Linked DNA regions of Homo sapiens: region 2 is linked to region 1. A link is a loop called in an ENCODE intact Hi-C map of the cell type or tissue named here. Cell type or tissue: CD14-positive monocyte. All regions are shown on one strand. Each heading gives the region's core, and the rest is flanking DNA. Links, peaks and the distances in the headings are about the cores only.

Region 1 (5,382 bases), core at 97-5,096:
CGGGCACGGTGGCTCACACCTGTAATCCCAGCACTTTGAGAGGCCGAGGCAGGCGAATCACAAGGTCAAGAGATCGAGGCCATCCTGGCCAACATGGTGAAACCCCGTCTCTACTAAAAATACAAAAATTAGCTGGACATTGTGGCGTGCGCCTGTAATCCCAGCTACTCGGGAGGTTGAGGCAGGATAATCACTTGAACCCAGGGGGTGGAGGTTGCAGTAACCCGAGATCGCGCCATTGCACTCCAGTCTGGCAACAGAGTGAGACTCTGTCTCAAAAAAAAAAAAATGAGGGCTCTGGCTCTTTCCAGAGCAGCCCATACTTTGGGCCAAGCAGCTGGCAACTCAGGGCTCAGCTCTCTTAGTGCCAAGTCCCCATCCAGCTTGTGTCATCTTTGTCCCTTTGCCATCTAAAGCTCTTGAGAGTACTTAACCTCTCCCCCTCTGCCGACCCTGGTGTTTGGAGCACCCTCACACCTGTTCTGTTTGGTCCAGCGGGGTCTGCACTTGACCTTTAGATTGGGAAGCAAGAGACACTGGCCTCTCTCTTGCCTGGATAAGACTTCTCATTGCAGCAAGGCTGTCCTCACGTCACATGCATGCAATAGACCTATTCTCAATCCTGTCGGAAGACCCTTGCTTTAGGGTCACTGTTTTGTACCTCATCCCATGTACACACAGGTGCTCAGACAGACAGGTACCAATCTCCCTGGATTCTGAGGCCATGGCTGTCTTGTTTCCTGGGATATTCTTGGCACCCAGCACAGCTCTCCTTTATAGTTGTGGATTAAATATTTGTTAAGTTAATATATATTTGTACACATATTTATAAGAATGGGAGCAGAGGATGGTGCTGTTTAGCAACTCGCTCTTTTCACTCCACGCTCCGAGTGTTGGCTGAATATTTTTGGAATTCTGGAACCCATGAATTCTTTGTTTCCCCCCATTATTTTGTTTCCTCTGAGGCAAGAAGTTTCAAGTGACACTCAAGTCCTTCAAGGTCTGGCTAATTCTATTTGGTAGGGAAGGGGACAGAAAGTTGTAGCTAGGCTGGGACTCAGCAACACTGGGTGGTCTCTTTATTTTGTAACAGTGAAGTATAGAATCAATCAGAATACATAAAGAAAAGAAGACCATCTTTCCATGTGAGCAAATATTTACTTATAATTTTGAAAGGCCAAGTGGTACTTTTCGCACGGATATATCATACTTAATTTAACCAATCCTCAACTTTGGGGCATTTAGTTTATTTACAGGTTTATTTTTGTTTGTTTGTTTTTGTTTTTAATAAGCAGCTCTTCAGTGACTATCCTTTGGCATAAGTATCTTTGTATATCCTTATTTATCACTTTTGAATAGATTCCAAGAAGTGGAGTTGTTGGGTTGAGGAGTATGCAGTTCTAAGGCTTTATTTATCTATTTATTTGAGACAGGGCAGCTCACTGCAGCCTTGAACTCCCAGGCCCAGGCAATCCTCCCACGTTAGCCTCCCAGCAGCTGGGACTACAGGCACGTGCCACCATGCCCGGCAAATTTTGTTTGTTTGTTTGTTTGTTTGTTTTTTGTAGCGAAGGGGTCTCCCTTGGTCTTCAACTCCTAGGCTCAAGTGATCCACTCCTCTCAGCCTCCCAAAGTGCCTGGATTACAGGCATGAGCCACTGTACCTGGCAGTTCTGAGACTTTGGATGTGTGATGATAAATTGCCTCCCAGTGAATTCTATCAAGGTATAGTACTCCAACAGTGGTGTGGAAGAGGCAGACAGTGGGGTTTTTTTCCAGTCTTCTAAAAAAATTATGGCAAAATTTATATAACATAATATTATGATAACATAAACATTACCATTTTAGCCATGTTACATGTATAGAGTTCAGGGCATTAAGTGCATTCACACTGTTCTACAACCATCATCACTATCTCCAGAATTCTTTCAGCAGTTGATTTTTTTTTTTTTTCAATTAAAAAAAATTGAAAAAATTTTCAGTTGAGCCTCGAATTCCTGGGCTCAAGTGATCCTCCTGCCTCAGCCTCCCCAGTAGCTGGGACTACAGGCACACACCATCACACCCAGCTAGTTTTTGTATTTTTTGTCACATTATGTTGCTCAGGCTGATCTCAAACTCTTGGCCTCAAGCATTCCTCCCACTTCGGCTTCCCAAGGCGCTAAGGTTACAGGTGTGAGCCACTGTGCCCACCTCCATCTGTCCTCTAAATGCACGCCCTTTGCAGGTTTCTCTTTGGTGCCATTGAGCTGTTCTTCACAGTTGCTCTTCCTCCCTTTGTCCTCCTAAGGACTCAGTCCTGTCATTATCTCTGTGAAGCCATCCCCGACCTCACCAGGAGTTGCTCCCAGCACACTTTGTTGTTGTTTAGTAAAACACACATAAAATGTACCACCTAAATCATTTGTAAGTGTACAGTTCAGTGGCATTAAGCTTATTCACAATGTCGTGTAGCCATCACTACTCTCCATTTCCAGAACTTTTCATCATCCCAAACAGAAACTCTGAACCCATTAAGCAATAACTCCCCATTCCCTCCTCCCCCAGCCACTGGTAATCACTGTTCTACTTTCTGTCTCTATGAATTTGACAATTTGATTCATATAAGTGGACTCATAGAATATTTATTTTGTGACTGGTTTATTTCACTTAGCATATTTCCAAAGTTCATCCATGTTGTAGCATATAGTGGACTTCCTTTTTTTTTTTTTTTTTTTTAAAGATGGAGTCTCACTCTGCCACCCAGGCTGGAGTGCAGTGGCATGATCTTGGCTCACTGCAAGCTCTGCCTCCCGGGTTCACGCTGTTCTCCTGCCTCAGCCTCCCAAGTAGCTGGGACTACAGGTGCCCACCACCATGCCTGGCTAATTGTGTGTGTGTGTGTGTGTGTGTGTGTGTGTGTGTGTGTGTGTGTGTGTATTTTTAGTAGAGATGGGGTTTCACCGTGTTAGCCAGGATGGTCTCGATCTCCTGACCTCGTGATCTGCCCGGCTCAGCCTCCCAAAGTCTGGGATTACAGGCATAAGCCACCGCACCTGGCCGACTTTCATTCCTTTTTAAGGCTATTCGATTCTATGTGTATGCCACATTTTGTTTATCCATTTATCTGTTGATAGACTTTGGGTCGTTTCTACTTTGTGGCTGTTGTGAATAATGCTGCTTTGAACCTGGGCATACAAGTAGCTGTTTGGGTCTGCTTTCAATGCTTTTGGGTATATACCTAGAAGAATTGCAGGGCCACGTGGAAATGCTGTATTTAACTTTTTGAGGAAGCACCAGTTTTCCACAGCCCTGTACACGTTTTAAATAAATGACCAGAAAAGAGATGGCACCTGAGAATTCCCAGGGAGCCAGGATGAGGGACTGGCAGTGGGGGATTCTGGAGGAAGGGTCCAGGATGGAGGGACTGCAGCAAGAACATTTCCTAAGGCATGCAAAGCTTGACTGTGTGATCTGCTGTCTACCGTCAATAGTTTACTCTTCTAAGCAGGGGTTTGTGTTGCTTTCAGGAAGATGGCCTGATAGAGTGCTGCTGTTGGGATGAAATTACAGAAGCAAGAACAATAGCAGAAATAGGGGGAGGCAGGCTGTGTGCCCTGGGCTGTAGGCAGTAGGTCAGACTCTCAGGCTCTGCTGGTAGGCACCATTGGTTAGGAACTGCATGGGGTTTCCAGATGCAGAAGAGAAGTTCTAGAAGGATCTGGAGCTACCCTCTCCGTGTAGCTCAGGCTTCTTCAAGATGATCAGACTACATCAGGCAATGTTTGCTGTTAAAAAAAAAAAATCAGACTAACCTGGAGGCAAAGTAAGAAAAGTGGATGTTCTCCTTGGGCACTGGTGGCTGCCATAACCACCCTCTCCAGGGCACAGGGATGCTGAGCTTTAACTCCATCGTGGCACTTCATACAAGGAGTGAATAGCAGAGTCCAGTATGACATCTTCGTCGTCTTTGAAATATGGCCTGCCCACTATCTGCAGGTTTGCTTGTAACTTCCAAGGCTGCACCGCATAAAAACCATTTGCTTTACAGTTACCTGACTCCCTCTTGTCTCTCTACACCCCAGTTTTCTGTGTTTTCAGTATTTCTAAGAGCATTATTTAAAATTTTCCTGTTAATAAAAGACCCTGAAATAGGTTAACTAGTGTGTGAGGTTCCCTCCTTGGGCAGCTGCAACCCAAGAAAGTCATTCAGGGCCCAGAACAGTCACACACACACAGTCCGCCTACTTAGGGTATAGGCTGCCTTCAGATAGGTACACGGTTGTTCCTTTAGAGATGTGCCCGGTATCTGTCATCCTTCACTTCACACCCAGTAGGATGGCTATATCAAAAAGACAGACAATAACAAGTGTTGGTGAGAATGTGCACAAATTGGAACGCTTATACATTGCTGGTGGGAACATAAATGGAGCAGCTGTTTTGGAAGCCAGCCTGACGGTTCCTCAAAAGCTAAACATAGAGTTATCCTATGACTTAACAATGCCACTCCTAGGTATATATACCCAAGAGCCAAGAAAACATATGTCCACATAATTATAGTATATGGATATTCATAGCAGCATTATTTGTAATAGCCAAAAGATGGAAACAACCCTAATGTCCATCAGATGAAGAATGGATTAAAAAAAAAGTGATATATCCATACAGTGGGCTATAATACAGCCATAAAAAGAATGAAACACTGATATATATTGACATGGATCAACCTCAGAAATATTACGCTCACTGAAAAGAAAAGCTAGATATAAAAAGCCACATATTATATGATTCAATTTATATGAAATGCCTGAAACAGGCAAATTCAGAGAGACAGAAAGTAAGTTAGTGGTTGCTAGGGGCTGGGGGAAGAGGAGAATGATTGCTAATGAGTACGGGGTTTGAGGGGTGCTCTGAAAATGCCCTGAAATTAAGCAGTGGTGATGGTTACGCAATTCTGTGAATAAAAAGCCACTGAATTGGGGACTTTAAAAAGGTAGATTTTATGGTGTCCACATTATATCTCAATACAAATAACTTTAAAAATTATTCATTTTTTATGTGAAATTTAAATTCATTTATTTATTTTTTGGGACAGAGTTTCACTCTGTTGCCCAGGCTGGAGTGCAGTGGTGCGATCTTGGCTCACTGCAACCTCCGCCTCCTGGGTTCAAGCAATTCTCCTGCCTCAGCCTCCCAAGTGGCTGGGATTACAGGTACTTGCCACCACACCTAGCTAATTTTTGTACTTTTGTAGAGATGGGGGTTTTACCATGTTGACCAGTCTGGTCTCGAACTCCTGACCTCAGGTGAGGTCCTGTCTCGGCCTCCCAAAGTGCTGGAATTACAGGTGTGAACCACCTCACCCGGCCGTGAAATTTAAATTTAGCTGAAAGTCCTGTCTTT
Region 2 (5,382 bases), core at 77-5,076, 54 kb before region 1:
CACCTGATTCAGAATTCTTGAGAAAGGATAGGAATCACCAATGTTAGAAACGAGCCATGCCCCAGTGCCCTGTGGAAGTTAGGACTACAGGAAGGAGCACATGAGCTTCCTCTTCCCTACCCCCCATAATTTTACTTACCTGCACCTATGGCACGATCCAGAGCCCAATCTTTAGCTGAAAACATCCAGAAATCCAGAGCTGCTCATTATCAAGAATTGGGTTACGTTAACCAAGCTCATGATGTTCTCAGTAAACAGGTGCCCGTGTATTAATTTACAATGAGGAATACATCTTCCCTTTGAATGGACTGTTTTCTTCCCATCAATAATTCAGGGAGTCCCTTCCTTATGTCTGGGTATCCAGGAGTTACCAGGGGCCATGGACTATGGCTTTTCACCTCTGTGTCCTCAGCACAGGCTCTGGAACACAGCTGGTGATTAACAAATATCTGCCAAAGGGAATTGAATTTTGCCAGCGATAAGGCTTATTTATCTTGGGCCATTTTTAGACAAACAGGAGCTGGAGATATTTTTACCCACATATTATTGTAGTCAAAGGCTGTTTCTTAGCCACAACATCCATGCAAAACACAGCATGGCAAGAAGAGGCCATTTTTTTTCTTACACAGCTGACTCCATTTGAAAGAAATTTTATCTCAGAGGATTTACCTAGCAAGATATCAATCTACTTCGTTTTGTTTGTTCTCTTTTCCTTTACATTCGACATGAATGCTATAAAGGATTCTACTATGGCACAGGTAATAATAGCAAACACAACTATAGAGTCTCCACTGCCCATCCTTGAAATAGATTATTCAGTAGAAGAAGAGCAGTGCTGTCATTTACTGAGTTGTATGGGAAGTAAGGATCAAAACCAAAGATAAAAAAAGAATTATGAGTCAGTGGAGTCCAATTTAGCCTTGATGGTAATGTGAGGCATGTTATTAGGTCCATTTTCAGGGAAGATTACATTGTTTGGAAGGAAGTGTCCTATCCATTTTTCAGAGCCCTGGTGATAAAATCACTGGCGATAAGAAACCTCTCTCAGGCCCCAAAACATAGGCCTCTCCTTCTCTTGGGCCCTCTCAAATTATCTGCTGATCTAGATACTCCTAATAGTCCCCAAGCCCTGCTGACAGCTCTGTCCTCCCCCTGCCTCAGGCAAGAAAAGTTTCTGGTCAGGTTGAGGAGGTCTTGCTCAAAATTCTTCTCATTCTGCATACTCTGCATGTGCAATTGTATCTATTCCTATGGCTTCAGCTACCACCTATAAGCTGGATGGAGCCTTTGCCCCTCACTTACCATGTATGATCCTCACAGTGTTTAGGCATGAGTTATTTTCCACATGATAATCCTCTTTCACCGCCATCAGATATCCTAGGTCTCTTTTCATCCAGCTGTTGTGTTCGTTTCAGTTAAACAAACATTTATTCCATGGGTGTGGCAGGCATCTTCTGTAGTTGTTGAGGATACAAAGGTTCTATTTAAGTTAATTTTCCTCTATTTCATTTATAGAGTTTTTTATTTTTATTTTTACTATCCAGTAATTGTTGGAATTTCTAAAGTGTTAACTTTCAGTTACTGTTCTCTTTCTATCCCTGCATCTTCCCTAAGTTTATTACTATGGTTTCAATTTCATAAAGATAATTTTCAAATAAAACGTCTGGCTCCATGTCTTACCTATCTCATTTACTGTATGCACTTAGATGTCTCTTCGTCTCTTTAAGTAAACATTTATTGTAGCTTTAGTTCCTGGATCTCTAAAATGCAGAAGTGAATGAGGAGTGTTCCTTGGTCAGTAGGTGTATGTGAACCTACCCACAAAGGCTGAGGGAGCTTAGAGGACGAAGAAAGAGGCTGACAAACCCAGCTTCTCAGAGGGAAACATTTCATAGGGACTTATGAACAGAAGTGATGTCTAGGCAGCCATAAGAATCGTAGATCCCCGCATCCGCCCTTTATAAATAGCAAGCTTTTAGGGTAAAGACGTGCAGCTAGTCATGTCTTCAGACTTTCTTCCAAGATTCATGACCACTGGGGAGGTTAGGTAAGCATCTTTATGAGGGTTTATCTGTGTACAGCGTTGCTTCAAGACCTTACTGCAGAATACCTTTGTGTGTGGAGATCAAACATCATGGCAGTTTCGCCCCAAGATGGTGTGACTCTTGCCATGCAGTAGGCTGTTTTCCTACAGGAAGCTATTAAGTTATGGTGTATCGATGCAGTGCAGTTTTAAGCAGCTATTTAACATGCTTACAAACAACTATGGATAATTCTTCTGCTTCTCTATCCACTTTCTGAATTTCCTCAATGAGAATCCCTTTTCTAATCAGAAAAAACATGAGAGGACATAAGTGATGTGATCAATTATGTCTTAGAGAATAAGGTGGAAGAGAGGCAGCAGTTTGCTGTCACCTTTGCCAACATCTGCTAGCCAATCCCCCAGTATTTCTCAGACCACTTTACCTTAGATCTCTTTTTTTCCTTCCAGATAGTCTGGCTGTGAAGGCAGCTGAGATTATGATCAGCCTCGAAGCTGAAACCTATAGTTTGTCTCCACACTCCCTCTCAAAATAAAGTACTTTTTAGACTTTGAGCTGCCTAGGAAAAGGACCATATTTTGTTAATTTCTATAGCCCCAAAGCACTTAACAGTGTGTGAAACACAGTCTGAAATGATGGAATACTATGCACCTGTAAAAGGAAAGCTCTTTTTGTTCTGTTATAGGGTGATCTCTGAGATAAGTGAAGTAAGACCAACTGCAGAACAGTGTGTATAGAATACTACCATCTGGGTAAAGAAAGAGGAATTTTTAATTTCTGGAAAGATGCCTCTGGATAGGGAACTGTGTTGCTGGGGAAGAGGGGTGAGACGGAGACTTTTCACTGCAGACCCTTTTAAACCTTAAACCTGTGAATGTTTTAGTGATAAAAATAAATAAAATTTAAATCTAAACAAATGTGTTGAATGTATTTGAAATATCCAGAATAGGCAAATCCATACAGACAGAAAGCAAATTAGTGGTAGCCAAGGGCTAGGGGAGGAATGAGGACTGACTGACTAACTGGGTTTGAGGTTTCCTTGTGGGGCGATAAAATATTCTGGAACTGTATAGTGGTGATAGTTGCACAACATTGTGAAAGTACTAAATTCCGCTGTGGTTAAAATGGCCGGCCATGGTGGCTCATGCCTGTAATCCCAGCACTTTGGGAAGCTGAGGCGGGAGGATCACTTGAGCCCAGGAGTTTGAGACCAGACTGGGCAACACAGTGAGACTCTACCTCTACAAAAAAGAAATAAAAAATTTAAAAATGATTAAAATGGTAAATTTTATGTGAATTTTGTTACAATATGTTATATATATTTTTGAATGAGTGAATATGTGAATAAAATACCTATTATATTTACACATATACATTAAATGGCCTGCCTGTGCAGTGAGATATCTCTGCTTTGTGGAGTGGTTTTTTGTTTGTTTGGTTTTTTTTTTCCTGAGACAGAGTCTTGCTCTGTCACCCAGGCTGGAGTGCAGTGGTGCGATCTTGGCTCACTGCAACCTCCGCTTTCCGGGTGCAAGTGATTCTCCTGCCTCAGCCTCCTGAGTAACTGAGACTACAGATGCCCGCCACAACGCCCAGCTAATTTTTGTATTTTTAGTAGTAGAGGTGGGGTTTCACCATATTGGCCAGGCTGGTCTCGAACTCCTGACCTCGTGATCCACCCACCTCAGCCTCCGAAAGTGCTGGGATTACAGGCATGAGCCCCCGTGCCTGGCCTGCTTTGTGGAGTTTTTAATGGAAAATTCCAAACATATGCAGAAGTAGAACAGCATAATAAACCATCACATACCTACCACCTACCTTCAACAATTAGCAACTCATGGCCACACTAACTCCATTTATACCCTGACCCACTTCCCCACACCCACTGGATTGTTTTGTAGCAAACTGTATGTATTTCAGCATGTATCTCTCAACACTAAGAGCTCTTTTTTTTTAAAACTTACGTTATCATACCTAAAAAATTATTCCTTAATATAAGCAAAGAATGGTGTTCAATTTTCACAGATTTGAACATCTCACAAACACCTTTTTTATTTTTATTATTTAGTTATTTATTGAGACAGGGTCTCCCTCTGTCACCCAGGCTGGAGTGGAGTGGGGCAGTCATAGCTCACTACAGCCTTGAACTAACTCCTGGGCTCAGTTGATCCTCCTGCCTCAGCCTCCCAAGTAGCTGGGACCACAGATGTGTGCCATCATACCCAGCTAATTTTTATTTTTGTAGAGACAGGGTCTCACTATGTTGCTCAGGCTGTTGTTGAACTCGAGCAATCCTCCCACCTTGGCCTCCTAAAGTACTGGGATTACAGGTGTGAGCCACCGTATCCAGCCACAAACATCCTTTTTAGAGTTGACTTGTTGCTTTGTGGTTTTAAAGAGACCAAACTACTTTTCTCAGAACTGACCTAGTAAGTTCATTCTCAGCCATCATGAAATCTTGAGGAAGTTAAAGTTTCTTATCTGAAGATGACTGAAGTTGGACAAGATGCTATTAGTTTCATTCACACTCACGTTTTCTAAAGAGTTTCTGAGAAACAACTTTGCTCACTGTAACCCACAATGCTGTGTGGCAGTAGATGTCAGTCATGAAATGCCAGTGAGACCACTGAAATCCTAATCCGAGAGGTCCCAGGTTAACCCTGCAAGTCACCAGGAGGAACCTCTCTATTCTACCTCTTGGCTATTAGTATCTTAACATTTTCCCGCCTTTGTTTTATGCAATTCTGGGTGACTCCTTTTTCTGCTGGAGGCTCCTAGTAAAATTCACTTTTGCACACTGTCCAAACTAGTATCCTAGGTTGTCAACCTCCCTAAGAGTCAGGGAGCAACAGGGTGTGCACTGGAGTCATAGGCTGCAGCTAAGGCTGTCTTAAAGAAATTGTGAAGTTTGACTGTTTTCTTTCCCCCCCTTTTATTCTGTTTTTATAATATACTTACTGACCCACATAGGCATGTATTTCTATATAATCTGTTACAAGGTTGACTTGATTCTTTTATTTTCCTCTTTCTCCGTGTTTTAGTGAACTTTCCCCTTCATCTTGGGCCTGTTACTCTCACCTGTACCTCCACTTTTCCTCCCACATACTTTGAGCTCCAGCACAATGGCTCCCTTCAGCTTATGCTTACTCCTTGCATTCACCCCTCAATTCTACCATACTCCCAATGCCAACTTTGTTATACCCTCTAAAGTGACCCCTCTTTTTTAGGGGACAGGGTCTCACTCTGTCACCCAGGCTGGAGTGCAATGGCACAATCTTGGCTCACCACAGCCTCGACCTGCTGGGCTGAAGCCGTACTCCTGCCTTAACCTCCTCATCCC

What was found. A loop is a pair of places that touch in the nucleus more often than their neighbours do. Peaks named below come from ENCODE experiments on the same cell type or tissue, not always from the same donor. Only the 100,000 strongest peaks of a DNase experiment are listed, where the experiment ranks them.
Region 2: it touches region 1 in a loop (1.9-fold over the local background); 8 of 110 quality-filtered maps call a loop at or near these places.

Annotation. Positions count from the first base shown.
Region 1 is chr15:82,911,715-82,917,096 of GRCh38, reverse strand. The region is part of intron 1 of HOMER2 (homer scaffold protein 2); the gene reads left to right. The region is part of intron 2 of LOC105370928 (a long non-coding RNA gene); the gene reads right to left. Among named protein-coding and RNA genes, the nearest start is that of HOMER2, 38 kb to the left of the region's middle. In CD14-positive monocyte, for the core only: no CTCF peak of the experiment used is centred there; no DNase peak of the experiment used is centred there.
Region 2 is chr15:82,965,988-82,971,369 of GRCh38, reverse strand. It overlaps a transcript of HOMER2 not described here. Among named protein-coding and RNA genes, the nearest start is that of HOMER2, 16 kb to the right of the region's middle. In CD14-positive monocyte, for the core only: no CTCF peak of the experiment used is centred there; a DNase peak (open chromatin) is centred at 3,129.